Regions from separate parts of the Mus musculus genome. Here all the other regions are linked to region 1. A link is a loop called in an ENCODE intact Hi-C map of the cell type or tissue named here. Cell type or tissue: left cerebral cortex. All regions are shown on one strand. Each heading gives the region's core, and the rest is flanking DNA. Links, peaks and the distances in the headings are about the cores only. Region 1 holds the start of Gm34507 (predicted gene, 34507). Region 2 overlaps Arid1b (AT rich interactive domain 1B (SWI-like)). Region 3 has its middle 47 kb from the start of Gm23186.

Evidence for each region. A loop is a pair of places that touch in the nucleus more often than their neighbours do. Peaks named below come from ENCODE experiments on the same cell type or tissue, not always from the same donor. Only the 100,000 strongest peaks of a DNase experiment are listed, where the experiment ranks them.
Region 2: it touches region 1 in a loop (4-fold over the local background); 3 of 42 quality-filtered maps call a loop at or near these places.
Region 3: it touches region 1 in a loop (9-fold over the local background); 3 of 42 quality-filtered maps call a loop at or near these places.

What each region holds. Positions count from the first base shown.
Region 1 is chr17:4,901,674-4,912,161 of GRCm38, reverse strand. It overlaps Gm34507 (predicted gene, 34507), which reads right to left and starts at 3,840. Exons shown (of 3, transcript NR_166049.1): 1 at 3,491-3,840; 2 at 290-515. In left cerebral cortex, for the core only: a CTCF peak has its summit at 4,635; DNase peaks (open chromatin) are centred at 4,654, 4,900, 5,459, 6,795 and 2 more places; H3K4me3 peaks cover 1,882 bases; H3K27ac peaks cover 2,730 bases.
Region 2 is chr17:5,196,716-5,207,203 of GRCm38, reverse strand. All of the region lies in intron 4 of Arid1b (AT rich interactive domain 1B (SWI-like)), which reads right to left. Gm34854 (a long non-coding RNA gene) reads left to right here. Exons shown (of 3, transcript XR_876354.3): 3 at 7,069-7,465. Among named protein-coding and RNA genes, the nearest start is that of Gm34854, 22 kb to the left of the region's middle. In left cerebral cortex, for the core only: a CTCF peak has its summit at 5,148 (motif pointing left); DNase peaks (open chromatin) are centred at 4,399, 4,656 and 5,156; H3K27ac peaks cover 819 bases.
Region 3 is chr17:4,719,807-4,730,294 of GRCm38, reverse strand. No RefSeq gene overlaps it. Among named protein-coding and RNA genes, the nearest start is that of Gm23186, 47 kb to the right of the region's middle. In left cerebral cortex, for the core only: no CTCF peak of the experiment used is centred there; DNase peaks (open chromatin) are centred at 3,184, 3,760 and 4,994; H3K27ac peaks cover 1,023 bases.

The DNA.
Region 1 (10,488 bases), core at 2,710-7,709:
CTGATGACCAAGATGTATTAAATGGCCACCCATGACTTACACAGAGTGAATGAAGAACACAGAGTCTTCTGTCTGAGAGGACTGAACATTGTTTGAAGGCACAAAGGACCACCAAAATCACAGAGAAAGAATGTGCTAGGAAAAAGTGTTTCGTGAGGCCTCTGCCCTTTGCCTCCCGTGGAAGCTTCCCTCTCGCAGGCTGAGCACCTTGTGGGTGGCAGGTGCTGAGCATTTCATGGATATTATTGCTGATTCTCACAATGTCCTCTTAGGTAGACACTGTTTTTACCTTCATTGCACAGATGAAGTTATTCAGGCCCAGAAAGGTCTTGTGGCTGCCGGAGCCAGATGGCACAGGGAATGAAAAATGAGCCTTGTGTAGCCCTCAGGTCATCCTGACTCCGGAGGGGTGTTCTTCAGTTCTCTGGAGGAGGATGCCCGATATGACCAACGACACTCCTGTTGCAACACAAGGGGCCTGAGCTTCAAAATATGGAGACTTGCTTCAGCCAATTCTATAGGGAAGAAAGAGAAGGGGGAAATTTACTTAGAATGGCACCAACTAGAGAGCACCCCTAATATTTTAGGCATGCCCTTTGCATACCTGCTAACTTGTTACCTGCTTCTTCAAATAACAATGTATCCTGTGCTCTTTTCCAGTAAAGAGCTGTGGTTTTTAATGTATGTGTTCATGTGGGCACATATGCTGTATACTTGCAGGTCATATCCAAGTGCCTGTGTATGGGGGCCAGAGGTCAACCTTGAGTGTTTGTGGGAAGGAGATTAAGTCCTCAGTGTAAAAAATAATAATTAATTTTTCCTTCTGGCCCCTTAATTCTCATCAATAATGACACTGAGACTAATTAGTTATCATTGAATGACTAGCCCATAAGTTTTGTCTCATTCCCCAACTAGCTTGTAACATATTTAACCATTCAAACTATTCTATGTCTACTACTTAGTTAGTTACCTCTCTTCAGTCTCTGCTCGCTTCTTCCTTCGCATCTCCCCAGCGTCTCCCCCGAGCTACTCAATTGAATCTCTCTCGGATCTCTCTTTATTCTACCCTGAGTTCAGCTACTTGCTAGTTGAGTTCCTTACTGCTCTCTTGAATCTCTCTCTTCTATACTATTTCCCAGAATCCCCTCTCTTCTTGCCAGTGTTCTACCTGTTAATTCCTGCCTCAGCTCATTGGCCATTGGCTTTTTTATAGACAGGTGATGCTTATAAGAGATTCTCTCTACATCTCAGTGAATGTGTATTGTTGATCTGAGCACAGCCATGTCAAGGACCATGGTGCCTTAGACCGGTGGTTTTTAACCTTCCTCTCACTGTGACCATTTAGTACAGTTCTTCATGTTATGGTGAACCCCAACCATAGAATTATCGTTACTACTTTATAACTGTGATTTTGCTACTGTTAAGAATCATAATGTAAATATCTGATATACAGGATATCTGATATTCGACCCCTAGAGGGGTTGAGACCCACAGGCTGAGAACCGCTGTCTTAGCTCCATGGGAATCGCAAGAACTTTTCCTGGTCTGAATAAGGATGTTGACAGTGTGAGGCTGTCTCTTCTAAGATGACTTCGGCCTGGGACTGCTCCCCTACAGAGCCCCCACCTGAAATTCGCTAATCAGAACCCAGGGCTGCTGGTGTGTGTCCATTCAAGTTGCCTCCTAACCTTGCCTGCTTTTTTGTATAGGTATGTGTGTGTCTGTGGTTTCCTCATTCCCCTTTGATCTAGTAAGGTTAAGTCCAAAGCTGTTCAGGTCCTGGCAGGTCTTACTCCTCAGGAGGCATCCTCTTTGGGTTTTGAAGCAAGGCTTCTCACTACCTGGAGCTTGCCAAGTAGGCTAGGTTAGCTGGCCAGGGTGCCTCAGGGATCCTCGTCTCCATCTCCTCCGTGATGGAATTAGAAGCAAACACTACCACACCCGATATTTTTATCTGGGTTCTGGGAATTGAACTCAGTTGCTTGTATTTGCAGAATAAGAATTTTGCTAATAGCCACTTCTCAGGCTCTGCAGTGCAGCTTAAGATTATTTATTTATATTTTATGTATATGAGTATTTTGCCTTCATATATGTAGGTGCAGCATGTGTGTGCCTGGTGCTGAGTCCCTGAAGCTGGAGTTACAGACAATTGTGAGGTGACTTGCGGGTGCTGGGAACCAAGCTAAGCCCTCTACAAAAGCAACGGGTGCTCTTAAATGCTGAGCCATCCCTCCAGCCCTGAACTATAATTTTAATGACTGACTACATATTCCCTTGCTTTCCATTTTGTGACCCTGCCACCATTTATTTAAAATTCCTGAAGGTAGGCATTTATCTTGTCTCCAGTGAGTTTCATCTCTTAACAGAGATGACTAATACCTTTCCCTGTTTCTAAATCCACTCATGTCTTCACCAGTGAGAAAGATCCTAATGGTCAAAGATATTTAATGAAAACATCGGTTCCACACTTGTCTCTCTCCTCCTTTTCCAGGGAGAACCTCATTGTGCTATTTAGTGTCTCCCCAACTCCCAACCCAGAATTTTCTTGGCATTTTTCATTTCGTGTAAATTTTCTGAAATTCCCATAAACTGCCTACAGCCTTCTTTGCTTGCTTTCTTTTTTTCCCATGGTTTCTGTTAGTCCATATTCTCTATTGTATTACATACAGAGATGTAAATGTGTAATACAATATTACTTAGCCCTATTCCGTTCCTATCACACATTGATAGGAAACTCAACGTGGAATGGCTTTTCCTGTCATCTGTGGCTGGTCTCCACCGTGCTGCTCAACAGACCAACCTTTCACAAAGCCCAGCCTATCTCCCTTACTCAGTTCAAGTGAACAGATCTTTCTGCTAGCTTCTCAGGACTTCATTCTTGCTACCATACACTCATCCAGAAAAAAGTACTCCGTGCTTAATGGTGAACACCGAAGGGCCTAGGGCAGATACCAAAATAATAAACCTTGGTACTCATACTCTGGGATCCTCCGCAGCCATTTTGGAGATGGTTAGAAACACAAGCACATACTTAAATTATTTCAGAGCAGTGATCGGGGATATAGTTCAGTTGGCGGAGAGTTGCAGTTGCTTAGCACGCAGGGGGCTCTGGGTTCCAGTCCCACCATCTCAAAAATAACAAAACAAACCAAAAAAGACAGCAGCACATACAAGGTGTCAAATGAAAACCTGACGTCTTATTTTATACATGTTTTCACTTGGGAAAGTCAGTACTTTTTCTGAAAGAAAGGTGAGTGGGATTCTGCCCAGCTGCTGGGGTGAACCCCAAACTTCTACCCCGAGCCACGCCCCCAGCCTCTGGGCCATGCTGATGACCGCCCGGCTGAGTCCCCCTAACACACCCTAAGCTGATGAAGACACCCAGGTCTGAGGAGTCACGGGGACTGAGTGGACCTCAGGCGCGATCCAACCCCACTCGCTGCCCACGTTTCCCCGAGTCCGGTCTAGTTTTTACATCTTCCTCTCTCACTGAAATAGATACGCAGCCGCCTCCAGATTTAGAACAGGAGCGATGACTACTTCACGAAAGCCTGGAAAATATGACTTTTCCAGAGACGGTTCAGGTCGCTCATACATCTTCAGGTCCTGGCAACCGCAGACATGGCTTTGCCCTCGGCCGAGCCTTTGCCTCCGGGGCCCCGCCTGGGAACTCGGCAGCTTCTCCAGCCTGGTGGAGGACGCCGGAGCGGGGCCTTTAAGCCACGCCGTGTGATCCCCACCCCCTTCCAGACCGGGTTTTGCCGCCCGCCCGCCGCGTTCCCGGAGCCGAGACAGGCGTCGCGGAGGCCTCGGCGGCCAGGGGTGGCGGCGGTGGTGTGCGTGAGGGCCGCACCGCGCACGCGCGCCGGAGGGGTCGCGGGCTCCTTGCTCCCCCGGCTCGGTCAGGCCGGAACCCTCGCGCGGCCGCCCCGCCCGGAGCCGCCCGGAGCCGCCCGCGCCCGGACTCGCGACGGCCGGGCGGGGCCTGTTTCCTCGGCCCCATGTCCTCGGGCTCGCAGCCGGGAAGGAACATTCCTGGCTCTCCCCGCCCCGCTGCGCCCGTTCCCGCTCCTCCCCCGCCGCGTGTTTTCCGCCCCAGTAAAGATCGTGCCACACAAATAAGCCTCGGATGCCCTTTGCCGAGCGGGCCATTTTCAGGGCGCGTCTCCGGAGCCGCTAAAAGTCTTGTTTTCTCCCCAAAGTGGAAGGTGTGGGGGGGCGGGGGTGGCTGGGGCCGCTTCCAACTGCTCCGCACGCTCGAATAGTTGTCAGTAAAATCAAACTGACGTCAGCCGGGGGCGGGGGGGGGGGAAGATAAGTCTCTTTTGTTCTCATGTTCTCCCCCCTCCCCTCCCTTGCCATCAAAGGCAAAAAAATAAAATAAATAAATAAATAAAAATAAAATAAAAATTAAAAATAAAAAATTTTTTTCTTTTTGGAGGGTGGAGGGAAAGACCAAAAAAAAAAAAAAAAAAAAAAAAAAAGCGGCGGGGGGGGGGGGGGAATGCCGTGCAAAAAGATAGCTTCCATTAGAGCTTCTGCCCGGGCGAGGGGAATGTTTAATGAATGCATCAAGTCTTTTGATCACCCTCGCTCGGCTGGGTTCAGTAGTGCCGGAAGGTTAGTTGCATATCCTGTGGCTGATCTGAAATTCGATCAGCAGAGAGGGTCAAAGAAAAGAAAAGCATTTTAATGGGAATCAATAGAGGAGCATAGGTCTTGGAAGGAAATACGTGTTGATTAAAAATGCCACAAGATTTAAAAAAAAATGTTCAAGACCCGTTTAGAGAAAACGAGAAAAAGGAAAAGCAAGGGAGGGAGAGAGGGAAGAGAGGACAGGGAGAGGAGGGGGGTGGGGGAGACCCTTAGCAATCTATTTTCTGTGTGTGCTGCTGCCAGAGAGGCAGTCGGCAGACCAACAGTTTGTGTAATGCTTCAAGCTACAGCGGGCAAATTTAAAGCTGTATGCTCAGAACAACATAATAAATACTTATTGAAAATGCATTTCTATTTCTAAGCGGGGCTCACTCATGCATTATACAAAACACCCAGGGCTGCAGTAGCAGTCACAAGGGGACGAATAAGGTATACTGTGACTCGAGTCCTTAAAACTAAACTATGGGGCTTATAACAGTTGAGAGCAGAAATAAACAAACAAAAATTTTCCCTTAAGTCGAAAACTAACAGCTTTGAACAAAACCAAAGGCTTAAAATGGAAACTTTGAAGAAGTTGTAATTTTAAAAATATCTTAAAACTGTGAGGGTAAGGAGAAGGGAATGGTAGTAGATAGCATATTGATTGCCTTACAGAGTGGAAAATTATTGCCCTGTAGGTAGGGCAAGTGGTCAGCAATGTATGTATACAACAGTTGAAGGGTTTATGGCTCCACCTACTACAGAGAAAAAGGAAAAACAGCTTTCTAAAGCCACGCTCACACCCACCCACACATAGACTCTCTCACTCCTGCCTGCCTGGTCTGTTGGAAGAGAATCAATAGTATTTAAATTTTTACATGTTCAACAAAGACAATCCCTTCCTCATGGAGAGAGCAGCCCAGGAACGTGTGCTGGGGCTTTTCCTTCAGAAGAGTTTCAGCCGCTCCTTACTGGGCTCCTGGGGGCCAGGCCTCACTCTTCACCCACAGCTTTCTTATGCTGAGGGCTTTTTATTTTATTTTTTTCTATCTCTATAAAGAATATACAAAGGGATCAAGAAGCATTTTCAGTGTAATTTCCCTTGGATATTCCCAATAAAATTGTTTATTCAGCATCTCCCCATACTAAAATCCTTATGTCCCAGTCTCTTATGCAGCATGGTTAATATTTTCATATAGTCTTTGAATGTGACCGTGCTTTTCATAACTGTTTGATGTGTGGCCCATGATAACTGAGAATGTAGCACAACACATTTGTAGATGACAATGTCATGTGACAATGTCAAAAGGTTGGATACTCTGCTTTAAATCATCTCCAGTTTATATACCTAACACATCCTAAATGTCATACTATGCTGTACTGTTTAGTCTGTATAGCAGGGTGTGTTGGCATACAGTGAGGTGAGGTTAAGGAAGGGCTTGCAAATCTGAGGTGAGCTTGAGTTATATAGCAAGGTCACATCTAAAAGGGAAAGAAAAGGAAAGAAAAAAATGGAAGAGGAAAAGAAAAGAGAAAAAAAACAGAAGAAAAAAAAAGATTGTTTATGGATGGATTGACTCCATCATAGAAGCTATAGATATAGGAACCAAAGTGTTGACTGCCTTTAATTTAATTTGATGGATGGAGGGCCCATCAAAATTAAAAATTGTTGTTTACCACACACAACTTTAATTTTTTAAAACCTTATTTTTAGTGATGGTTCTTAAATGCTTTACTCCCCCCCCTCCCCCCTTTAGCCCACCACCCACCAGAGGTAGTAGAAAAGAAAGGATTTGGGGTAAGTGGTCCTGTTAAGAAAGGTTCTTTGGAGCAACTCCTGTTTGTGTTTTCTGGAAGTCACAGGTTAGCAGCAACAGCAGCTTGATCCACTCACAAACACCTCACAGATACTCCAGGAGTCCAGTTTAGTAGAGTCAGGATAGCAAACAGGAATCAGCAGCGGTGGCAGGACCTAGCAAACAGAGTTAGGCCTCAGCCTCAACAAGAGTCAGTAGGAGGGACCGACAGGAACACCAGGAGAAGCTCTGGTTGCTCTGCTTTCTCAGAGAAGCAAAGATCAGCAAAGACTTGGGACCCATAAGTGTTGCACAGCTAGCTGTACCAGCAAGCCACGCTCTGCCTCTGTTACTCTGTGGAGTCCTATTTATACCCTCCAAACATCACGTGTCCTCCATGTGCCTTGCCTCAGAACGTCTTGCTTCAGCACGTGCATCCAATCAGTCTGAGTCCATGGAAGCAGCAAGAAACTGCAGTACACCACCAGAACCAATACATGTATGTTGTTAGTAAAGAAACCTTCATCACGTGTCCTTTTATATGCTTGTTTTAGCAGAACATCCTCTCTCCAGTGTCTGCTTCAGTGAAATGTTCCTTCATGAGTCTGCCTTAGTCTCTCACACCCATGTCCATGTTCCTTCATGTGTTTGCCCCAGCAAAACATCATCTAACTGACTTTCCAACAACCCTTAAAATTTCCTCTTCAGCCATACTTCATACCTTAAGATCTTTTTGTTGTCTTTCAAAACAGGGTCTTGTGTAGCTCAGGCTGATCCTGACCTCACTATGTAGCCAAGGCTGGTTGATATCGGCAATCTCCTATTTCTAGCTTTCAAGCACTAGGATTGATTTCAGGCTCATACCACAGAGTTATATAATAAGATGCTTTAAAAAAATCCTTTTTGTTTTTTTTTTGGTTTTTTTTTTTTTTTTTTTTTTTTGAGACAGGGTTTCTCTGTATAGTCCTGGCTGTCCTGGAATTCACTTTGTAGACCAGGCTGGCCTCGAACTCAGAAATCCACCTGCCTCTGCCTCTCGAGTGCTGGGATTAAAGGCGTGTGCCACCACGCCCGGCTAAAAAAATTTCTTAGCAACTCTTTTAGCATTTCTTTTTGTTTGTGTGTCTTTGTACTATGTGTGTGTACATGCACGATGGTTGTATTTATGTGTTTGTGTGTGATAATGTTTACGTACCACGGCGGGCATCTGAGTAGAGGCCAGAGGGCATCAGTTCTTGCCTTCCGTCTTGTTATGGCATCTCTCTTTGGCTCCATGCTGCCAACTCCAGGCTAAATGGCTCACAAGATTTCTGGGAGATTCTTCTGTTTCCCATCTCCGTGTGAGACTGCTGGGATTACAGTCTTGCGGTAAAGTGTCTGGCTTTTACATTCCGGGGATCTGAACTGGGAACTCAGGTCATTCTACTTGCACAAAGACTGCTTTGTACCTGCTTAAAACAATACTGAGAGCTTCGGAGGCAGAGGCCATATCGCTGTTCTCATCCCTAATTCCACGGGTGCTGCCTAGAACAGTTTTGCATGTTGAAAGTAAAGCTAGCTAGTGGACATCTTTGAGTTAATAAGGGCAGACGGTGCAGTGCTTGGATTCCAGAGATGGAAAGTATGGCTTGGTAATCTCAGGTTGCCAACTTAAGTTCTTTAAAGTCCAGAAGCTTCTTTGGTAAAATGGAAAAAGTATACTTACCTGCTAGATTCATTTATACGATGAAACAATGTATGTGAAGTGCTTCATCTAATGTTCATATGTAACGTAGAAATAATATAGTTGTGTTACATATGATAAATAATATGCATGCATCTATCATCTATCTGTTTTGTTTTTATTACAGAGATTTCTCCATCCCTGGAGCCATGCCTCCCTTAACCACACTCCTAAAAAAATCTATTATCTATCTAATCTATCTATCTATCTATCTATCTATCAATCAGTATGTGTCTATTTATTTATTTTATGTGTATGGGTGTTTTTCCTGAATCCATATTTATACACATATGTGTCTGGTAGCCATGGTGGTTACAGAGGTTAACATATGGCCTAGTCTAGAGTTACAGATGTTTGTGAGCTGCCATGTGGGTGCTGGGAATTGAGCTCTGGTTCTCTGCAAGAACAAGTACACTTGACCATGAGGTCATTGCTTCAGCCTCCCCCTCCCCCGACCGCATGTGCTTTACGCACATCTTTATGATGTCTTTCTTTGAATATGCAGCAAGCATCTTGTTGCCTCCTCCTGAATTTCTTGGAATCCTGGCTCTTGAGACATTTCCTCTCAGGACATGACTGTAATCTTCAAGACTGAGGAACTGGGTCTAGGTGAGATCATTTGTAGGTGGGCTGGTTGATATCATGCAATCTGCTTCCAGCAGTGTTCCAGCAGCCAGCAGATAGCATCGACCTTCAGCCTTGACAGTTGCCCATCTGGTTTTTCCCTCCTGTTTAATGCCAGCTGCTGTCTAATCCCAAATCAGAACTACCCAGTTGAGCTCGCCCACAGCGCTGTGAAGAGTCAATAAATAATAAATGTGTAAGATAGGCTGTGCACCAAATGTGCACTCCAAATTTTGTGTGTTGGAAACTTAATAACCAAAATCTTGTGCTAACGGCTCTTGAAGGGGTGGAGCTTTTGCAGCTTCATAAGTTGCTGAGGGAGTGGCTGTGTTGTAAAACACACTTGCTCTGTGCTATTGTGGGATGCTCTCTGCCACATTACGATCTAGCAAGAGAGCCTACATCCGAAACTGAGCAGATGTGGCTGCTAGTCTTGGATTTCTGGCCTCCAGAACTGGCAGCTAAAGAGATTTCTCATCTTTATAAATTTCTTGGTCTTAGGTGTTTAGTCGTAGCAATAGAAAATGACAGAGACAACTGGTTTTTATGACATTTTTAAATTTTATGGTAAGTACTAAACCCATTTGTTTAATAAATATAGATGGAATAACCTAGCTGCTTGGTAGGTTTTTCTTGAGCTCATTCTTCCTGTCCCTGCTACTCTTCACCTACAGAAAGCCTGATAGCATTGATCCCCGAGGTTGCTTAAGCCAAATACAGGCTACAAAGAATCTCTCATGCTCTTTTCTCAGGAGTTTGGAGCCTAAATTGGGGAAAATTTATTTATTTAGTAGAAAGGGAAGTTTTTTTTTTCTGTTGTGAAATTCATACCTGAGTGTTATATTCCCATCTCCCCCAGCTCCCTCTTAAATCCATGATCCATTCTTTAATTACCATTGTGTGTCCTCCGTGTCCACTCGGTTCTCTCTCACCTACCCACAAGATAAAGATGCCACTATTCATGGGGCTGGCTTGCCAGCTGGATTGTTGGGATTCACGGATTTTACGATAGATAGGACTATTGATTGCTTCTGTCCTTTGGCAGCTTACACAGCACTTCTGAAGTCTGTGAGCGAGCCCTCAGGGAGGAGGCCTCCAGTCAGCCCCTGCTCAAGTCCTCCAAGTGCCAAGGTTGGGAAGGTGTGTTCTCTTCACCTAGAGGAGCTTACCCAAGGTAAATGGTAAAAGTGCGTATTGTTCGGGGGTCTCTCTGGCTCCACTGACCAAGAATTTGAAGGCAGGTTTCCCATTCCTGGCCCTGGGTTTTTGTTAGAAACTCTATGGTTCTCAGGCAAAGCATCATTCCCCTTGACATAACTCCAGGAAGAAAATCTGATCTAAGCTGGATGGTGTGGCACAGGTCTTTAATCTAAGCACTCAGGAGGCAGAGGCAGGTAGATCACTGAGTTTGAGGCTAGCCTGGTATACAGAATTAATTCTAGCATAGCCCCAGGGCTACACAGAGAAACCCTGTCTCAAAAAGTCAACTAACTAACTAACTAACTAACTAACTAGCTAATTAACTAATATGATCTATATGAATTTTATGAGTAAGCTTATAAAATGTTTCTGTATGACTTTATCAAACATCCTTAGTGCTATCTATTTCTTACCCCACACTCCCATATTATTAGTCTTTCCTATAATGGCTAATCTTGGTTGTCAACTTGACGAACTTGGGAAGAGGGAAACTTCACCGAGGAATTTCCC
Region 2 (10,488 bases), core at 2,942-7,941, 290 kb before region 1:
ATGAATAGTAGTGTAGAACTTGACTAACACATGTATTTATCTAAATGAAGACAGACCACAAGCAGCCAGGTCAACTCTCCTCACTCAGCAAACACCCAGTGGGTAGTCTTCCTTTTAGTGGCTCTGAGGCGCAAGTGAAAAAAACCACCACACTCTATACTGACCCACATAACGGGCAGGCAGTGAGACAGGAATGAATCAGCGATAGGCCCTGACAAGGCTTTCAGTCCCGAGACTGAAAATCACAACCATTACACAATCGGACCTCTTGAGCAATCATTAACACACATTTACTGTTACCCATGCGAGCCAATGAACAGACAAAATGAAGTCTCTAAGTGAACACTCTTGCTGGGAACAAAAGGCCACACGACATAACTGGGCCAGGCCTCCCTCATCATGCCGGCTCTCCTGCACAAACGACAGTGCAAAAGGAAGGTGGCTCAGGAGAAATTCCAAATGAGTGATGAAGGCGGTAACGGTGCAGACCCACAGGAAGCAAACCCCACAGAAGCACATGGAAGAGAGGACAGGAGGAGCGGCTAGGCCTCAGACGTGACTGAGGTGCAGGGGGTAAGGAACACAGAGTCTAGAAGAATTTAGGAAGGTGTGGGCTCAGAAGGAGACAGAGGGGATGGCGTACTTTGGGTCTCTTAAGTGGATAGCCACTTTGACCTTAGAGGCCATCTTCTTCTTTAACGTCTATTCAACCAGATGTGCATAAAGAGCCACACATGGAGCTAATCACACTCAGGATTTACTCGAAACCCCTATTCATGGTTACTTTAACTTACTTGGCCTTTTGTATTTCATAGCAATCAATTTTAGGTGCCCCAAACAAGTACTAAAAATTATTGCCAAAATAATATAAAAAGCGAAGTGGTAAGGAGGAACAGTGTTTGTGTGTGCACGCACACATCAAGTACTAGGAACAATAGAGAACCGAGAACCAGTTTGATCAAAACTGTCCCTAGGTCGCAGTTTCCCTCCACTAGTGAAGACAGGTGTGGCCCATGGCTTATTAGTAAGGCATTTCTATTCACTGTGAAGCTTGTTTGTAAAAATACCCACAATTAAAAATTAATCAACCATCTTAATTATACAAATAAAAATGAAAACCTTAAGAAATCTGAAATTACTTAAAAGTTTGGAACTCTGTGACACTTCCCCCATCCCTCAAAGTGCCGCAAGCCTTTGAGTTCTTTTTGAGATGAGCCTTGGTAAGCAATATAGCAGCACTCATGTGATGGTAACACGTAAGCACAAGGAAGCTGTGCGCCACGAGAAGACCTGAAGAATATTACTTTCCAGTCATTCCTAACAATCGGGTTCGTTTTATATGATTTTCCCAGGTACTAGTCATCATATTCAGACGCAAAAATTTCTTATCTCTGGGTGTCCACACAGTTGAGACCTTGGCCAGTGACACTGAATGTCATCTGAACTAATATGAAGCTTACAGGTTTTAGTTTGGCCTACACTAAGGGAATAATACAATAAGTGAATACTTGAAAACAAAAAAATGAAATAAAGTAACAAAGAAAGAAAAAGAAAAGAAAAACCAGATGTATGTGGGTCAGCCACTGCTGTGGACCCGGAGGGGGCTATGTCCTCGCAGAGACAGTACAAACGAGCTACCTACAAGTCTACAAGTGAGGCAGCCGTCTTCACTCTTTTCAGCAATTCTAACAGGAAGGCTGCTGATTGTGACTGGCGCTGAACACTGACATTTCCTAAATAGTGAGGCACAGTTTCAAGCCGAGGCACATTGGCTAAGCTCCAGAAGACATTTGTTTTTAAAGACACAAGTCTTCAAAAACTTTTACAAGTCCTATAGATCTGCAAAAATAAAAAGCATCTAAAACACTCTGCAGATCTGGACAGTTTATTAGGAAAAGGTTCTTATAAATGAAATTTAGGGCTATAAACGTAATGTGGCTGGACTGGTTCCACACATTGCAGAAGGCAAGCGACCGGCCAGTGGGTGGTGCACCAGAGATGCTGGCTCACTAATCCTCCCTCCTTTTACTGCAGTTATAAATACAGTGGGTCCTAGAGATAAGATCACAAGTTTATTAACTATGCAGTGAATATTCTGCATGCATGCTGGGAATTAAATACAAAACCAAAGATTCAGAAGACGACGGTCTTGTGTTAAATATTATAAATACTGAATTAATTGTGCTCAGAATTATAATACTTAGTAATTTCTAACATGAAATATAAAAACACATTAAGCTTTTAACATATAAACTTATAGCATATATGTATTAGGTATAAATTTATATTTTCTTTTTCATTGTGATGCACAATCTTAGTGCGTTTACCGCCCTGAATAGAGTTGATGGGGTAGTCACCTCACCTTATTAGCGTAACCATAGCCCGTAAGTACACTGACTGGCAGGTCACACAAATACACCAGCTTTGAATGTGATTGTGAAGGTGCAGAGCAGGAAAGAGTCAGGTGAGCGTAGCCCGGCACATGCTTGCAGGTCCCCACCCACCTCAATGGCACCTACTCTACACCTCAGACCCCTGACAATGAACTCAGGCTGCTCCAGTGTGGCTCCTCATGTACATATATGAGATGAAAAGGCTTTCCACAGCTATCCTGACCCAAAGTAGCACTCCTTCCTTCCTTGCTCCTGCGAGGTCTCTGTATAATCCAGGCCTTCAGAACCCAGCCCAGGGTCCAGCCATCTAGAAAGACTTCCCTTTGCTCTGCGCCTGTGCACTCTGCCCTCCCCATGCATCTCTAACAGCAGGCATCTAGCATGGACTGCAGCCCACTCCAGGACAACGCGTCTGTTCACAGGCCTTTGCCAGGCGTGGGCTCCCGGGAAGAAGCTGGGTTTTAGTTCAGTAGTGAAGACACCAAGTAGGAACGAGGGATCAATAAGTCTGCAAAGCAGAGCCATCAGCCGTGTAGCAGGGCAGCTAGCAGTCAGCGGTTACATCTAGTCAGTTCCCAAAATGGGTGTTGGCAATGAGGCAGGATGTCAGAAAACCCTGCACCAGGGCAAAGGTTGAAGCCAATCACCACTACACAAAACTCTGAGTTCTGTAGCTTCTTATACCCAAAGTTTAATCTTAATCACAGCCTAAATGATTAAACTTAAACAGGTGTTTTTGCTAACCACTGGTGTCTGGTTAGAGCAGCAAAGTCCTGCATGATAAACCACACCAGGCCACACACCTTGAGTCCAAAGGCCGATTCATCCTCTGAGGCCCAGACGTCAACCCGCAGTGGTAGTGAAAGAAATGATTTAGGTACGATCAAGACCCCCTCTGAGGACAGCCCTGAGCCAGGTGAGCCAGCCCCTGGGAGGAGGTCAAGAGGGGCTCGGTGAGTTCTCTCGGGGCTAGTGCTCTGCACTGAGAGGACCCACCCGCCTCAATGTGTGTGGGTGCCAATCCTCAGCAGGGCCATCCTGCTCACATGCCACGATGCTGCACAGGCTCTTTAACTTGTTACTGAGAGACAGGATAGCAAGGGGGAAAGTTGTACTCAGAAAACCAACCATCATGCTGGCCACCCTGCTGATGCTAGTAGCTTCTTGTCCTTGCTCACAGCAGAGTGGGCAGAGCCAGGCTCTGGAATGCTACAGAGCAAGAGGTCTTGAGAACAGTGCTCTGGGAGAGGCAGGCAGAGTCTAGGCAGCAAGTTGTAAAAAGATGGCAGAACTTCAAAACTGGCTGTCAGTCTTGTGCAAGAGACGACAGAGCTCATTAACATGAATTTAAAAGCTGCATGGAATGAGATGTGTATTGATAATTACTGTTTTTTTAAAAAACGTAATTATTCAGTCTGGTGTATAAAGCTCTTAAGTTTGGCTACTAAAAAGAGCCAATATGAAGGAAAAGAACAAGGAAAGGAAGAGAAAGTCTGGGTGCTCAGCATCTGGGAGGTGGGGCCGTGGGGCTGAAATCAGGATGAGCCTGTGACTGGCCTGGAACACAAGTGTACATAGGCCATGCCAATGACAACAGTGCTGCCAATGACAACAGTACCAAGGAAGACTGACTGCAGCATGAAAATGAAAGGGTTAAAGAGGAGCCACCTAGGAAGGTCAGAGCCTGGCCAACCCCACCCCACCCCGCCCCGCCCCACCAGAAAGATGGTAGACTGGGTGCTGGGCTGACAAGATGAGCAGCTACTTTGTGATGGAAACCATATGTTGCTGATATCAAATATGATTTTGGGCTAAAGACTGAGATGTTGGCTCAACTAGAGTGGAAAATCATGGGAAGATCCACTAACACCATTTCTGTTTACACTCCAATTTCCAACGCTAACTGTTAGATTTAGAAACAAGCCATAGCATAGATTTTAGCTTAGGTTCCCCCTCCCACACACGCACAAGAGCTTCATCTTTGATTTCCTGAGCCCTGCCTTGTACAACACCAAGCTGCTGACCGCAAATATTTTTAAGATTGCAATTCCAAATGAACACCGAAGACTTCAGCTAAAAGCCTTTGGGGAAAGCCCTGCCGAGGTAACTACTGTGGGCATTCTAGGACGTCTGCTTGTGAGCTGCACTCATAGATCCTATCTTGCCAGCCTCTGTCCCTCAAGGACACTAAACCCTGATGTGGGTATTTTCACATACATACAATTACTGCTGAGCACAGTAAAGCCGAGACTGGTATCTACAGAGTGAGTTCTGCATATTTTAACAGATTTTAAAAGTCAAGTAGAAAAAAAAAATCAGTAGCAAATAGAATATCTATTTAAAGATAAGGCTTTACTATATTTGACAACGGGAGGTGAGAGCAGCGCTTTCTGTGGAATTTAGAGCCCCATGTGACTGTTCGCAAGGCCGCTTCAGCCTCCAGTCCTGCTTCTCTCTCTAGCCAGGCTAAAGGGTATTTCAAAACCCCTTACCAGGCTTTTAAAAAACTCATTTCACCTAAGCAACTTCACAAACCTGTTTCCTTCAAATACTATGGGTTTAAAACATACACACCCTCGTTTACTGTCTAACATTCTCTGTTCTATGAGGCTTTAATGTTAGCACCTATAGATGAAAAAAATACTACCTAAAATCCAGGAGGTTAGTCTCAATTTCCTCTCAAGGGAATAGCAATGTCCTAGGCAGGATTTCCTGCTGCTCTCAGAGCATGTGTCTCTGCTGGAAGGAAGCCCTCTAGTGGGAGCAGTGGAGTATGCCAAGTCTCAAGGAGCCCTTCAGACCAGTAGACTTACTGGGAACCCATGTCCTGTGTTACTCCTGTCATACACTCTAAAGTAAATGTTCAGAGAAAGGTTGATAACCACTTTGTGTCTCATCAGCCAGAAACTATCTATATAAAACTGAAGTATGCTTGTATTGATCTGATACATGATTAATTTTTAGCTATTTGCCAATGTATTTAATTTGGCTATGAAGCGACACTAACTTTAAGTTAAAGGGGAAAAAAACGTGTGACTGGAAAACAATACAGTATGTTTTCAGTAGAAAGACTTGCTGGAACCGGAAGGTGTGCACTGGTATTAAAGTGTTGACTCTTCATGTCTGCTGTAATCTGCATTACAAACTCCTCAAAAGAAACACCTTCCAACATTCATCAAGAAAGACATTCTGCACATTTGATCCATACAAGGCTCATGCTTAAGGTCTCCAAACATGGAGGGGAGTTTCCCCGTAAACACCCAAGTGAATGTACGTAAGCATCCTTACGCATTTGTTCCCATTTCTTCTGTGGAGAGTTAAGACTCGTGAACGTAATCACCAAAAGAACGCTGCAGGTGCAGGGCATGGCGGCGCACGCCTTTAATCCCAGCACTCGGGAGGCAGAGGCAGGCGGATTTCTGAGTTCGAGGCCAGCCTGATCTACAAAGTGAGTTCCAGGACAGCCAGGGATATACAGAGAAACCCTGTCTCGAAAAACAAACAAACAACAAACAAAACAGAAACAAGAACCCAAAAAACAGCTGCAGGCGTACACAAAGTGCAGTTAGGGTGTAGTGCAGCTGACCTGCAGAAGGCAGAAAACTCTCAAGGGCTCCTCCAGGACACAAGTGTGAGGACAGAAGCTTAAGAGAACAAAACAGGCTGGAGGTTAGCCCAAGCTGTTCTTCCACAGGATCGGGGTTCACGTCCCAGCATACAACTAAAGGCTCACAACTCTCTGCAAGTCTGGCTTCAGGAGAATCTGACACCCTCGGAAGCCACTAGGCATGTACATTATACACAGACATAAATGTAGGCAAAACTGCATGCACATTTAAACAGACGGACAACTAAAAGACTGAATGACTGAGCAAATGAATAAATACCAAAGCCGAGGCTGAGGCCCGGCCACACTGATGTCTAAGGAGTTGATGGAAAATGCTGGCTGGCATGTGTGCCTACAAAGATCCCATCTGTAGAGGACTTCAGAGCACACACAGCACCAAGGTCAGTGATAGCAGGAGCCAAACCCTTGACCCTCTGAGCTGTCCTAAACCATCAAATCCCACAACTCCAGGATTGTCCGCCCGGAAAGGCTGTGACACAGGAGCTGAGAGGCAGAATTGAGCAGGAGTCCCTTCCTCACTTTAAACTCCTTCCCAGTTCCCACATAAAGCACCCAGAGAACACAGAATACTAATTGGCAGCCATGCTCCAGGACCCGCACTTGATCCCCAGAACCGACCCATGGTAGAAGGACAGAACTATTCCTGTGGGTGGCCTCCTGCAAATGTAAGCCCTGGTACAGGTGCTCTCGCCACTCACACATTAATAAATTGTTAAAAAAAAAAAAAAGATCAATACTAAAAACAGATCAAGAAAACCTATTTGTGTAAATACGCTATTCAATAAAAAAAAAATCAAGAACAAAAGTAGCATATACATACAAACAGGGGTGGTTCATCTTGTGCATTACGAACACGCCCAAGAAATGGGGAAAGGCATCAATAATTGCTTGCCTGCAGGCAGAGCAACTTACTGTTGTTCATTGCCTTACAATGTAGGTTTACTTATTTACTACAGAGGATCCTGGTTAATTAAAAGTAATTGGTTAACATAGAACAGTAACACAAATAGCACTGACTATCATTAATAATGTGATGATTGTATGCAGGTATCTTTGATGTTGGTCATGATGCAGAGTGCAGCAGCCAGCACTCATGGGCAGAGCAGACGCCTGGACACTTTCAGTAAGTAAAGAACAAGCACCACCTAATGACAACAGAACAGAGACACCCAGAAGCTGCCCCTGTGGTGTGAGTACTCTCAGGCACGTCCGTGCCCACCGCGAGTCTATCTAAGAGAAATCTGTTTTAAGGAAGTAATCTGTGACACAGCCCTTAGATACTGATTGCAAACTGTATCATTAGTTAACATCATGTCAAATTAGAAGAGTATATTAAGTTGGATGTAGATATACAAAGAACGTTTACACTAGGCAGTACTGAAGAACTCAGTTTTCAAGAGCTCTGACACGGAGAAGTGCAGGCGCTGCAGTCCATTTCAGAAGCAGGGCTAAGTCAGAAGCCGAAAGTCCGAGGCCTGACATCGTAGGTCTCCTCTACATCGCCTAGAGCTACAACTAGAAAAAGAAATCTTTCCTCCTCCAGGATTAGAATTTTTCATCTGGTTTCTCTTAATAGGTTCATGCTTACTGTTGTATATTTAAATATTTGATGTACCTGCATTTATTTCAGAATAACAGGGTAAGGAGTAAGCCAGGCCTAGTTTTCCATTTGAATAACCATAATAAAGAATAATCCATTATTTTCTCCAAGGATTAGAGACACTGTATCTTTAGCATAATTAAATATTAAAGTGATATAATTTTTATCTCCAATTCTAGGATGTGATGGGAGAAACGAAGTTACCCAAATGAGCTGCTGTGCAGCTCAAAGGAAACAGGCCGGGGGGGGGGGGGGATCTTAGACACGATAGTATTCTCACAAGGAATTTTGGTACTTTTATAAAAAGACAAATTTGACGTATACCCATGTCCAAGGAACAAAAATATAATTCTACTTACAGTATTTGCTATGTTCTTACTTGGCTGGGCCCAGAAGTAAAATCTTACTCCAGTGACTGCACTTTTATCTACATTAAGGCAAAGCAAATACCAACCAATAACCTGCTCTCTCAACTGCATCTTAGGATTTTAGACAGTGCAGGCCAATTCAGTCTCTCTCCCACCCCTTTTTACCCCTCCCCCAAATAAACACCAGCAGCTCAGAGTGGGCCGCCTGCCATGTTTTCCTTGCAGCCATTGCTAAAAGTAATGGAACTGGTTCTTACTGCATCAGCGTCGGAGCTTTTCTAGCTTTTATTTTATAAGCACATTAGAAACAGGAATCTTTGCTAGCATTCCTCTTTCACTTATTAATCTCTTCTCTCTCCACGTACATGTGCAGCTCACATGCAGTTCAAGGATGATTCTAGAACAACTGCTTAGTGGCTCCGTTATCTGGCAACAGAAAAACACAATTGCCCACATGCTGTGTGCTGCTACACAGAACTACTATGCCCTGAATATGTTTAAATGGGAAAAAGACAAATAATGATAACAATAAATATTTATATGCTGCCAAAAAACACTGGCTATAGCTGACACTGAATATCATGTTCCACAAACTGGCAAAGTGAGAATTTCCCTATTCACAAGTAACATGCTTGTGCCAGTGAGCCCTAGGATGCCGGCCGTCTCTTCTGGCTGTGACATCGAAGGAGGCAGTCAGCACTGCACTCATACTCCTGTGCAATTAGTTCTCTACATGAGTAAACATACTTTCCCTCTGATCCCTAAAGCAGGAAGAGGAAAGTCGAGCCAGACCCAGCATGCTGAGTGTGTACTGCACAAAGGTGATATGATGGCTTCTCCACCAAACAGAGTCGGTTTCTCAACCTTTCCCATCTGCCCAGGCTTGGGATGTTCCTGGGTCAACAAGCCAGAGCAGGAGCAGTGACAGTGAGCTGTGTGTACGGTGGAGAACCAGGAGGCCATGCAGACCTGTATCATTCTCCTGAAACTCAAGTGACACCTTGTGGGTGAGTCTGGACAGACTTAAGGGAGAGTGTGAGTCCTGTTGCCACACAGAGCTAACAGCCTGCCAGCCCTGAGAAGCAAGGCTCCTGTCTTGCTCACTGTTAGCAGGTTAAAGAAGGAAGACAAACCCCAGCAGGAACAGGAAGCCCCTAGCTGAACCTGGATAAACTGGAGTGTGGGACTTCATCTCAGTGCTTAGTGCCTTGGCTTCCTTCCAGTCCCCCGAGACTGTGCTCCTCACACGAGAGCCTCTTCCACACTGCTGAAAGAACACCTAATGCTTGCCTGCCCCATGAGTCACTTACTTCTTAGCAAACTCTCTCCTCTTTTTACTACCTGAAACCTTCCATTTACTTGTGTAAATATCTCTTTCTACAAGAACCAGGGCCTTGCCTACCTTGCTCACTGTTACTAGAAGGAGTGGCAAGCAAATATATGCGTGTGAATGAATGCACTGACTATAATACAGACACGTGTGTGTGAACATAAGTTTGGTGTGGCTCCTTACAATACAGGCACATATGCAACAAGGTTGAAAATGTATCCAATATAAGTATGTAGGTTAAAGTCATGTAGATTTGGCTGGTGATAAATACTCCTAGTTTACACACTAGCATAAACTAAGGCACACCCCAGTCTGGCTGCATTTACTGATATCATGTACATATCTAATGCATTTGTCTCTCTAGTTGAGAGTAGCTTTTAAATTTCTTTAAGAGAGTTAAGTCTTGAAAAATGATGGCAATGAACCACACTGCTCAGAAACAGAAGATAATGTCTATTCCCCATGATGGAGGTGTGCGTCTAGATTTGAATGACTCGAAGTCAGATTAGAGTTGATATTTTATTAAGGCTACATAGAGACCACAATCTTTCCATACTTAACTGTTAATGTGACCCTGGGCTTTGCACTTTGGCTGGTTGCCTACAATGTGGGAAGTGGGAGGCAGTTCAGCTCACACCACAGGCCACAGCTGGCCAGCTGTGCAACACACCTCCTCTATAAAGGCTCTCTCTGACCCAGAGCAACCTTTCTAGTTATGTGAACAATATGTTTGTGGACCCAGACACATGAATTCTGCACCTTAAAGAAAAACCCACATGTTTACAAGTTCATCATATCCACACTGCTGCTGTTTATTAAGAAATAAAGTTGTAGAGTCATGAAAATTTTAGGCCGATACAGATGTACATATTCTAATTACATGTAGTTTTTCAGCACAACATATATATATATATATATAAACAAACTAGATTTTCAAATAAAAAAATCTGAAACTTTTTTTTAAAAGAAATAGTTTCCTTGCAGATCATTATAAAACAAGCTAAAGCAGAAGGTGACATGTCAAGACAGCTTCAGCATCTACGTGCTCCATCACATCTGCCTGGCTTCCCTTTATGTGTCCTGTGTGACTGCCATTCAGACGGAAACTTTTCATACTTATCCACAAATCTTACTCTAAAGAAACCAGGCCAAGTGCAGCTGATGAGCAA
Region 3 (10,488 bases), core at 2,577-7,576, 180 kb after region 1:
GATTAAAACAGAGATGTGTAGATGACACCAAGAGACAGGATCAGGACTCACAAAATCTCAAGCAAAGTAGGTTGTGAATAAGAAGAGAGGATTTCAATCTTGGCTCTGGTGTTTATAGCTGACAGCAGGGTACAGAGAGGGGATTGGTGGTGGGAAAAGACCTCATGTGTGACTAGCAAGTCTAGAGATGTCTGGAAAGCTGGAGGGAAGAAATAGTCTTATTACCATGATGCCAGGTGATATTTGAAATATTTAATGAGTCAGTAGCATGATATTTTAATATGAAATAGAGACAAATTGGAACTATTTAATATCTGGAAACCATAATACAAGACTCATTCTCTCTCTCTCTCTCTCTCTCTCTCTCTCTCTCTCTCTCTCTCTCTCTCTGTCTCTCTCTCCCCCTGTGTCTGTGTGCATGTGTGTGTGTGTGTGTGTGTATACATGTAGAAGCCAGGGGACAAAGTTGATGTTTTTCAAGCGTCATCTACCTTGTGTTTATCAGACAGGGTCTCTTATTGACCTCATGTTTGCTAAGTAGGCTAGACTGGATGGCCAGTGAACTGTGGCCCCACCCCCTGAGTGCTGTCATTTTGTGTGAGTACTACTATGATCAGGTTTTATTTATTTATTTTATTCATAAGTTCATGGGATAGAACTCGTGTCTTTGCAACATAGGGAAAACACTTTATCGATTGATGCATCTCACTAGACCATGATAAAGAGCCAGTTCTTGAGAAAATAGGAGATGGCTGTTTGAAGAGCAGACAAGGGTGGACTTCCCATCCTACCTTCTCACATGTAGGTGAGGCAGATCGAGGTTCTTGATGACAAGAAGGAGAAGGTGGTCGATGTCAATATGGAGGTAGATTTTCGTATTTTAACAATTAAGAGATGGAATAGTAATTGAATGAGTAGATACAATTTCTACAAAGCAATAAATTCATCTCTAGATTTATCCTTTGCTATGGTTGGACTCCCAAATGTCCCTTACAGGCTCATGTTTGAATAATCCTTCTGCTCTTGTGAGGCAGTTTTAGGAGGCTGTGGAACCTGTGGGAGGTGGGTGAGCCTATTAGGCGGGGGCGGGGGCGGGGGCGGGGGCGGGGGCGGGGGCGGGGGCGGGGGCGGAGGCGGAGGCGGAGGCGGAGGCGGAGGCAGTTCACTTGGGGAGGTTTGAAAGGTTTTTCCCCTCTCTGGTTCCCGCTGTAGTCTCTGCTAGTTGATCTGCCATGGTGTGAGCAGCCTCTGCCACATTCTGCTGTCCTCGTGGGTGAGAGGATCGCCATACCTTTTCCTTTTCCTCCATGATGAGTTGAAACTCCCTGAAACCAGGAGCCAAAATAAAGCTGTGTTGTTTGTCAAGTTTCATTCCAGCAATATCACAATGTTAAAGTAATGACTCCACCTCCCTCTGTGGAAAGGCTTCTTTTTAAAATTTGGGACAAAAACTACCTAACTTATTTTTTCTTTTTTTCTGACTCTAAGAGGCTAGGATTCGTCCTTAGCCCTTCTTGGAAAAACAAAGCCAGGTGCTTTTGGGCTGCCCACGTGCATGTAGCCAACCTGTGTACATTGGGCAAGCACTTCTCATTCTCTTTTCTTAAAGAATTATTATAAAGTTCAAATGAGAAGGAAACAGATGCGTGGAAGCAGAAAGGTTTGTCTCACAGGATTTCATTTTGACAATTTCCAACGTTGATTTCCCAGACAGCTGCAGCCCTCCGCGGCTCCGCCTGCTCCTGCCTCACACCTCTGATGATTCGTCCCCTGGAAAGTTTTGTTCAGCCTCTCATACCCTTGGCTTTGAAGCCATCTATCAAAACTCTCTGCCAGGAACTGCATTAAGATGTTGGCAGCAGGTGGCTGCTTCTCCCCAACTCCCCTGTTCCAACCGACAGGAACACTGGGGAGGGGTGGAGAGATAGCCTGTGCTTCTCATTTAGCCAACAAAACGTGGGTTATGACGCTCCCTCCCTGGGAACTTTCCATAAGATGAGGGCGGCTGACCTTGTACAGCACCAGGGACTCCTTTCTGTTACAAACAAACAGACAAACAAGCAAGCAAACTCTGGCGTTAAATATCCATCCTGCAGAGGCCACATCATGTTGCCCTGGAAGTTCGTGCATTTGCCACTTCCAGCAAGGGCTGTAAGAGCAGGACCACGCCTTCTGTACGCAGGAAAGGATGAAGGCAGTTTGTAATCCTATAAAACACTTTGAGGCTTTCAAAAGGTGTTATATACATCAATAAATAATAATAATTTTCACTCTTTCTTCTTTGTAATACTCCCTCAGAAGGTTGAAAATAAAATTTCTTTCATTATTGATTTTATCCTTCTATATTTGACAAACATTGATTTTTTTCTTCCCCTTTCTTAATGGAGCAGAAGCTGACATAGTTGTATTTCATTTACTTCGCCCTCCAACCCCAGTGCCATCCCATTAGCAGGAGGACTCCAGGCACCTGCAAAGCTGCCCACAGTGGTTGTTTAACTGTAGGGCGCTGGGTCTTAACAAGAATCGGCTCTACACAGCAAGCACATATTAGCTTCCTGCTTTGTCACTGCCAGTCTGAAGACTTCAGGAAGGAAGTTAGCTCAGATATGGGGTTTAGTGTGTGTCTAACACATACATACCCTGTGACTAACACATGCAGACCCCATGGCTAACACATGGAAGACTACATGACTAACACATGCAGACAACATGACCAACACACGCAGACCCCACATGCAGACCCACATCTAATACTCACAGACCCTATGACTAATACATGGAAACCCCATATTTAAGACATGCAGACCCCGTATCTAACATATGCAGACCACACGACCAACACATTCAGACCCCACATGTAATATATACAGATCTTGTCTGACACTATTACCTAACACACCCAGATCTCATGACTAACACATGCAGACCCCACGTCTAACACACACGAACCCAATGTCTGACACACACAGGATCCATTTCCAACACTGCAGAGCTAGTGTTGTCATTTTCATATCATCCCATCCTTTAACAGTTCTCTCTAGTCAGCACAGTTAGGGTTAGAAAACTCACCAAGCAAACATCTGCTGGGGAGACAGACACAGTGCACCTTGGGTAAAGCATGCACAGCTCATGGAAGCAGTGGCCCTGGGGCCCTGAACTTTGCCTTTCCTGTTTTCAGCACAAGGATTTGAATCTTAGACACTTTGCACAATTTTCTCTCGAGGATGCCTTTGAAGCAAGCCACATGTTGTTTGTGCAGCATGCTCTTTACCTGCATGTGGTCTGTCTTATCTCCATGGCCACCATGTCTGAAAAAGTTTGAGGTGACTGTTACAAAGGAGTAAAACTTTTCAGGTTTTGACTACGTGGACAAAAGGTGAGAGTTGAAGTAATTATCCCAATAATGAAGGTTAAAAAGGCTTCCTCCTGAAAACCCAGGTAATTGTAACTAATGTCTATTTTGGCTTGAGTCAGCAAGATAATAGCGTCGACTCTGCCCTTCCCTTTGCACACCCAGCCTTCCCTGGCTTAAATTTATGTCGTTTGCATGTTGGAGCCTCAGTAAATCTCCGCTGTGCATTAACAACAGCCGAGCCAGGCAGCTGGTTTGCCAACTGAGAGGAGAGAGCAAACATGGATCAGCTGTGTCTGGTCTTTTCCTTTTAAGCCATTTTAGCCCACGCACTCAGTGAGTGCGGGGATGCATTTCTGCAGAATTCCTGGAACTCACGGGTTTTTAGAGGCGTTTAACTTACATATCCACGCTCATGGAGACAGTTGGGGAGGGTGGATGTAAAAAGGCAAAAATTGCTGTGCTCTCTAAACAGAGAGTGGGTCTGAGGGTGCGTCATTCCCTTGTGCTAAATATACATCTCCTCTGCCAGAGACGCGGGTAAGAACGCTGCCTAAGTAGGTCAGGCTGAGCCTGGACTTTTCCGATGGCTTGAGAGCTACATCATGAAATATCTCCTTCAAAGCCCAGATTCAGTGTGTGTGTTTGTTATGTCTGTATGCTTGTGTGTGTATGAGTTCATAAGTCTGTGTTTGTATGGCTGTGTGTGTATATGTGCATGTCTCTGTGTGTTTATGTGTGTATGTGTTTGTATGTATGTCTGTGTGCATGACTTTGTGTGTGTTTGTGTGTGTATGTGTATGTCTGTGTGCTTTTGTGTGTGTGTCTGTTTGAATGTCTGTATGTCTGTGTGTTTGTATGTGTCTCTGTGTGTGTCTGTGTATATATGGGTGTTTTGTGTATGTATGTGTGTTGTGTCTATGTGTCTGTCTCTGTGTGTATGTTTTTTGTTTTTGTCTAGGTGTTTGTGTGTATGCATTTGTGTGTGCATGTGTGTGTGTGTCTATTTGTTTCTCTCTCTCTCTCTCTCTCTATATATATATATATATATGTATATATGTATCTATGTACCCATGTGTATGAATGAATGCATGTGTGTCTGTATGTATTTGTGTCTGTTCGTCCATATGTGCATATGTGCATATATGTACATGTATGTTTCCATGTGTGTGTATGCTTGTGTTTTGTTCTTAGGAAGTTTTCCATCACACTCATGGTTCCCGTGTTTTCATGTTTTCAGGCTCTGAATTTCTGTCCATCTATCTGTCCGTCTCCTAATGTGGCAGGGAGAAGAGATAACTGAGAGGTAGTCACAGTGTAGGGAGGCTGAGAAAGGACAAGGACATTGTAGAGGACAGATGGGGAGCTCAGGAGGCTCCCAGGCCCACAGCACCATCTAGGTCTGCCTTTTGGCTACAGGAAGTTAAAAGAGGAGAACTACAGAGAAGCCCCTCTGGGCTCTGCCTCGGATGAAAGTCCTGCACAGATAGAGGTTAGCTGAGTTCTCCTTCCTCCCACTCTTGCCAGGGCTGTTCTGAATTCAGGATTCTGGCAGATTTAAACCTTTCTCATCAACAGTTCTAATGTGTGATCTACCTGTTACTTCCCCAAATGATGTCTCTCTGACTCCTTTTTTTTTTTTTTTTTTTTGAGGGAGGGAAGTTTCTCACCAGCTTGTCATTCACTTCACCCCACCCACCCAGACACCCACCACTCAACCAGCCTGGTGAAAAGAGATTAAAAAAAAAGATCTGGATTCTATACAGATTTGAGAAAATGCTCCAAGCTTTTTTCTATGGTGTGATTTATGGAATGTCACATAACTCTGTAGTATTCTCATCAAAAAGCCTCAGGCTTCAGGTGAGGCGGGTCATCAATGAGTGCTGTTATTGTAGAACGCTAGAGAGCTCCCGAATGAGAGGCTGTGCATTTTCCTGTGCTTGCATTGGCTGCCATTGCTGGTGTTCTGGTGGTACCATTAGGACCCCTAAGAAAGAGCGGTGTGACTATTGCGATGAAACCATGCTCGGTCCTGAAGTGTGTTTCTCTTCTACTGCATGCTAACTTCAGCCATTGCTTACTGACTACTGGTACTTGCTGGTACAGCATTCAGTGTATCACGACGAGGCATCTACTCTCTCTTATAGCATTGCAGGGCTCCCCAGCACTAAGTCCAGGGATCTCAGTTGTGAGATCCTGGGGAGGAGAAGGCTCCTGAAGAAGGAGTTAGCACGATTGTGTGAGGCTCAGTTCAGGCACAACTGACTCCTGCTTAGAGCCAGAGGACATAGGCTATAATCCCAGCCATAGCCTCTCTGGCCATGGACAGCGGCTTCAATCTCTTTGGTCCATCCATTTCTTTACCTATATTTTATAAAGATGGAGTTGGTAGGTGGATTTGGAGATAATTGGTACTTCTATCCCCCCTGCCTTATATCCCACACTTGAAATGCCTTAGTTATTTTAGTTCCAGAATCATTTGAGGCTTACAAACCAGGACCAGGTTCAAGGGTAGGCTTTAAGTGATAAACTAAGACTCTTAACTATGTACCTAACTTTTGTACTTGTGGACTGCTGTCTTCTGAGCATAGCATGGCCACTGTTATCTTTACAAGGGCAGCAGTGACTTGGCTTGACCCACACATGACTTGGCTCATCTGATCAGGCCTATCTGCACTCTGTCATAGAAAAAAGGGTGGAGGAAGCCGTTACACCCTGACCTGGGGTTACATGTCTTCTCTCTGTTAGGCCCCCTGCTGCCTTGCTTCTGCCCTAGTCCTGGGTGGTGGTGGCTGTGATGACTAGAGTGTAGAGAGGATAGGAGATTAACTGACAGGCAGAGGCGTTTATGAAGCTTTGGGACATGGTCACCCATACTAGCCTGAGACTTTTACGAAATTCTGCTGCCTGTGATGTCATCTGTATTCAGGTACGTGACCTCCCATCTTGCTTCTGTGATGAAGCCATGCAAACCGACTGATTGGACTTCGTTGGACTTTGGTGTGTCCTCGGCACCTTGTCTGGGGTGAATAGACATAGTCAACATTGACTCTCATGTCCTCTCACAAAAAGTTAACTTGATAGTGACTTCTCTTGGGAAAGTCCCCCTAGAGTACAATGGCCTCTTCAAAGGAATGCTAATGCTGGAGAAAGTCAAGGTCCACCTCTCTGGTCTCAATTTCCTGTATTCTACTGAGAATCCAGTGGTAGAAAATGAATGGCCCACACAAGCCAACTGATCCCAGAGGGAAGAGCCCAGAATAAGCTTGCTGGCACAGGCCCATTTACTCACCCAGCAGTTATCCCCTGTGGCCTGGCTCTGGAGATAAATGGAAACTTCTAGAATGACTTAGTTTCCTGAAAGCATGACTGGGTATCCATGAAAAGAGATCAAGACAGCACCTATTGGAACCTATACACTTGGGACCAAAATGACACTTCATTTTGTCCCACAGGTGGGTTGTTGTCCCCTGCAGAGGACTAGAGATTGCTTCCCCTAACCACCAGCTGAGCACATTTCCCACAGATGTAATGAGTGCAAATTTAAGATTTTGAATTTTGATATTTATGATATGTATTTTCTCATTACTATCTGCTTGGGTTTGTTTAAGCTCAGGTAGGGAGAATGAAAAGAGGGAGCGAGGAGAGAGCAATGTGAATAAACTTGTGCCTCAGTCACTAAGTATAAGGGCATGGGAGATGAGGCAGGGGGATGCCTGCCCTCTGTCTTTCAGAGGGTGGGTGTGGTCAGTTCTTTCCTCAGCATTCATCTCTGGCCGATGCAATTCAGTTACTAGGGGTGAAGTGTGCATATCATTACTGGATCATGTGGTAGCAGGCGATTTTGTGACATTCTGCTCATGACTTGGATGGCCCCCCTCGGAGGGACCTCTATTCAGCAGAAGCTTCCATGAACATGCGCAGAAGGAAGTGTGCTGTCTGAGCGCCACTTACTTTTGTTTATCTTTGATTTTCTCTCTTTTCCTCCCTCCTTCCTTTCCTCCTCCCTTCCCCCTTTCTCCCTTCTCCCCTCGTTTTCATCCCTCCCTTTGTCCCTTCCCCCTCCTTCCTTTCCTCCCTCTTTCTCTCCCCTTCCTCGGTTCCTCCTTCCCTCCCTCCTTCCCTACCCCCTTTGACCCATGCCCTCCCTTCTCCCTCCCTGTTTTCCTCCCTTCTTCTCTCCCTCCTTTCTTCCCTCTCTCCCTCTTCCTCCCGCCCCCCTCTCTTTTTCCCCTCTTTTCTCTCTCCCTCCTTTCCTCTTAATATTTATGAATGTGGACAAAACATCAAGGAGCTTATTACTATGTTTTTTTAAATTTTTTTTTTTTGTGCTTGTCCTAAGGCCACATTATATATTCCACCACTTAAGTAATTCCAGCTCTGAATTCTGGTCCCTGTCAACTGAATAGTGAGCCTTGAACTAACACTGAAAGATGGTAGAAGATAGCAGGTGGGAAGGGGAAATCTCGACATCATTGTTGTAATCCCACCATACTAGGTGTCTCTCTTTCACAAAGCTTTGCTGGGCCTCTCCCACCCCAGGGCATGCAGAAGGTGGGAATAGGTAGCCCATGCTCCTAGCTGTTTATATTCTCCTGTCTGAACTCTGGTTTTGAGATGAGCCATTGAAGCCCATAATTTATAGAATTGGAAGACACATGGAAGCTGTTGGGCATTGAAGCTGTGACCAGCTTTTGGTACAATGGTAACTAGAGAGCCACATGACAGCTGCAGCCACAAGGCACAACATTTAAGTCATTTCCAGATATAAGGAGGAAACAGATCCATAGGAGGATCAGCAGAGATGGGAATCCTCATAACTTTCAACTTCATGAAATACTCTGGCTAGATCCCTAGAGAGTCCTCTCTCCTAATAAATCACACTTTAATTAAGCTCACTTGAAAAGCTCTTGAGTCTACCAAACAGTCTTACTCAGACATTGTGTGACCCTAGTCCAACCACCATGCTTCTCTGGACTCAGTTTCATCTTGTGTAAAATGAGTCCATTAACCTCCTGAGTCCCTTTAGATTTCAGGAATCTGCACTTTTAATTATCAGTGGTGGTCATCTATGAAGCCCTATAAGCCAGACACACTTGACAATTCTGCTCTTCTTTTGGTCCTGTCTACAGAGGCCGAGTCTGATGGCATGGTTAGTGAGAAGAACCATCTACTGCCAATCAAGGTTGTGTCTAAATAGATCTGTGGGGAGAGGCACTTCTGACAAATGGCTATGTGTAGGCTGGATGAAAGACCTCCACAGGTCTATCCTGTCCTGCATCTCCAGTAGGCTCTGCTAATATAAGAGAGAGCTGTTGGCAGACCTGAAGCATTCTCCCTCTAAACCAGTGCCATGGAGTAAGTACAGCCTTGTTGATTGTATATCAATTTGATGGACTAACTATGGAACAGTAATTAAGCCAAAGAGAACATTCAGAAGTACTTATTGCTACTTGCTGTCTGCTCAATCCCCAGAGTCCTAAATAAATAGAACCATGAGTTTAATTAATACCTGCAGGTCTGATTATCCATTTACACCAGGCCATAGTAGATCAGAGGTTAAACTTTCAAAGATATTTGGCTTTGTAGTGATGTTGAAAATGTCTGCATTAGCCTGTCGCCAGAGTCTGCATCCTGTGTCCTGATGCGTCCTTGGGGTTCAATGTCGGGACCCATAAATCAAAATTTGGGTATTGCGATAGGGAAGCTCAGGCTAGTAGCATTGCCTGGCTGTGCACTCATTATCTGCATGTTCTCTATGCTCTGCAGGCCCAGAGACTTTGGATGTCTTCCCTGGTATTCCTAATGTGAGTGATATTTCTGCTGGTAAAGCCTGCTAGTTTCTTCTTCATTGCATCTCAAATCTAGTTTCTAAATGTCTTAAACAAGTAGAGGAAACTGCCCAGGAGTTGGGATATCCCCTGGGATATAGAAATGAAAGCCACAAGGCTTCCCAGATGCTACATCACTGTGCCTAGTGTAGGACCACTGCTCAATAGAGCCAATGATTGTGGTTGTGTTCATCATTGAGACCTTCACTGGAGGGTCTGGAGAGATGGCTTGGTCAGGATAATGCCTACCATGTGAAGATAAAACTGGAGTTCCTTATCTCTAACACTCACATAAAAAGCTGGTGGTAATGAGGAAGGCCTTGATGCAGGCAGTGAGGGTAGAAGGTCCCTAGGGCTTTCTGGCCATTTATCTCGCAGAATTGGTAAGCTTTGGGTTCTGGGAAAGAATCTGTCTCAAGGCCAGCTCCACCATCTTCTGCCTGAACCCGGCAGAGGCCACCAAGGGCCCCAAAGGACTATCCACTCCGCAGGACCCCTAGCATACACAGGACCTTGTGATCACTGGAGAGCATGTGGGTGACAGAAGCAACAGAGCTTCTTGGACAGGGTCCCATAGGACCTTCATCCTCAGCCAGGAGGCAGAGCTGAGACCCAGACCCCTGGGCACCTTCCTTACCAGAGGAGAGTCACCTAAAGGGAGGGCTCTGACCCCAGGACTCAGGAGGTGGATTAGAGTTCCAGACTTCTGGACAACTGCCCTACAAGAGGAGAGCTTGCCTGCAGAGAGTGCTCTGACCACTGGACTCAGGTGAGAGTTGGATTCCCAGGAGTGCTGACAGAGGCGAACAGAATCACAGGAGGAACAAGCTCCAGCCAGAGACAGCTAGAATATTGACACCAGAGATTACCAGATGGCGAAAGGGAAATGTAAGAATCTTACTAAGAGAAACCAAGAACACTGGGCATCATCAGAGCATAGTACGCCCACCGCAGTGAGTCCTGGATACCCCAACACACCAGAAAAGCAAGATTCAGATTTAAAATCATATCTCATGATGGTGGTAGAAGGTTTTAAGAAGGGCATTAATAACTCACTTAAAGAAATACAGGAGAACACTGCTAAACAGGTAGAAAGCCTTAAAGAATTACAGGAGAACACTGCTAAACAGGTAGAAGTCCTTAAAGAGGAAACACAAAAATCCCTTAAAGAATTAAAGGAAAACACAACCAAACAGGTGATGGAATTGAACAAAACCATCCAAGATATATAAAGGGAAGTAGAAACAAAAAACAAACAAACAAACAAATAAACAACAACAACAACAACAACAAAAACAGAGGGAG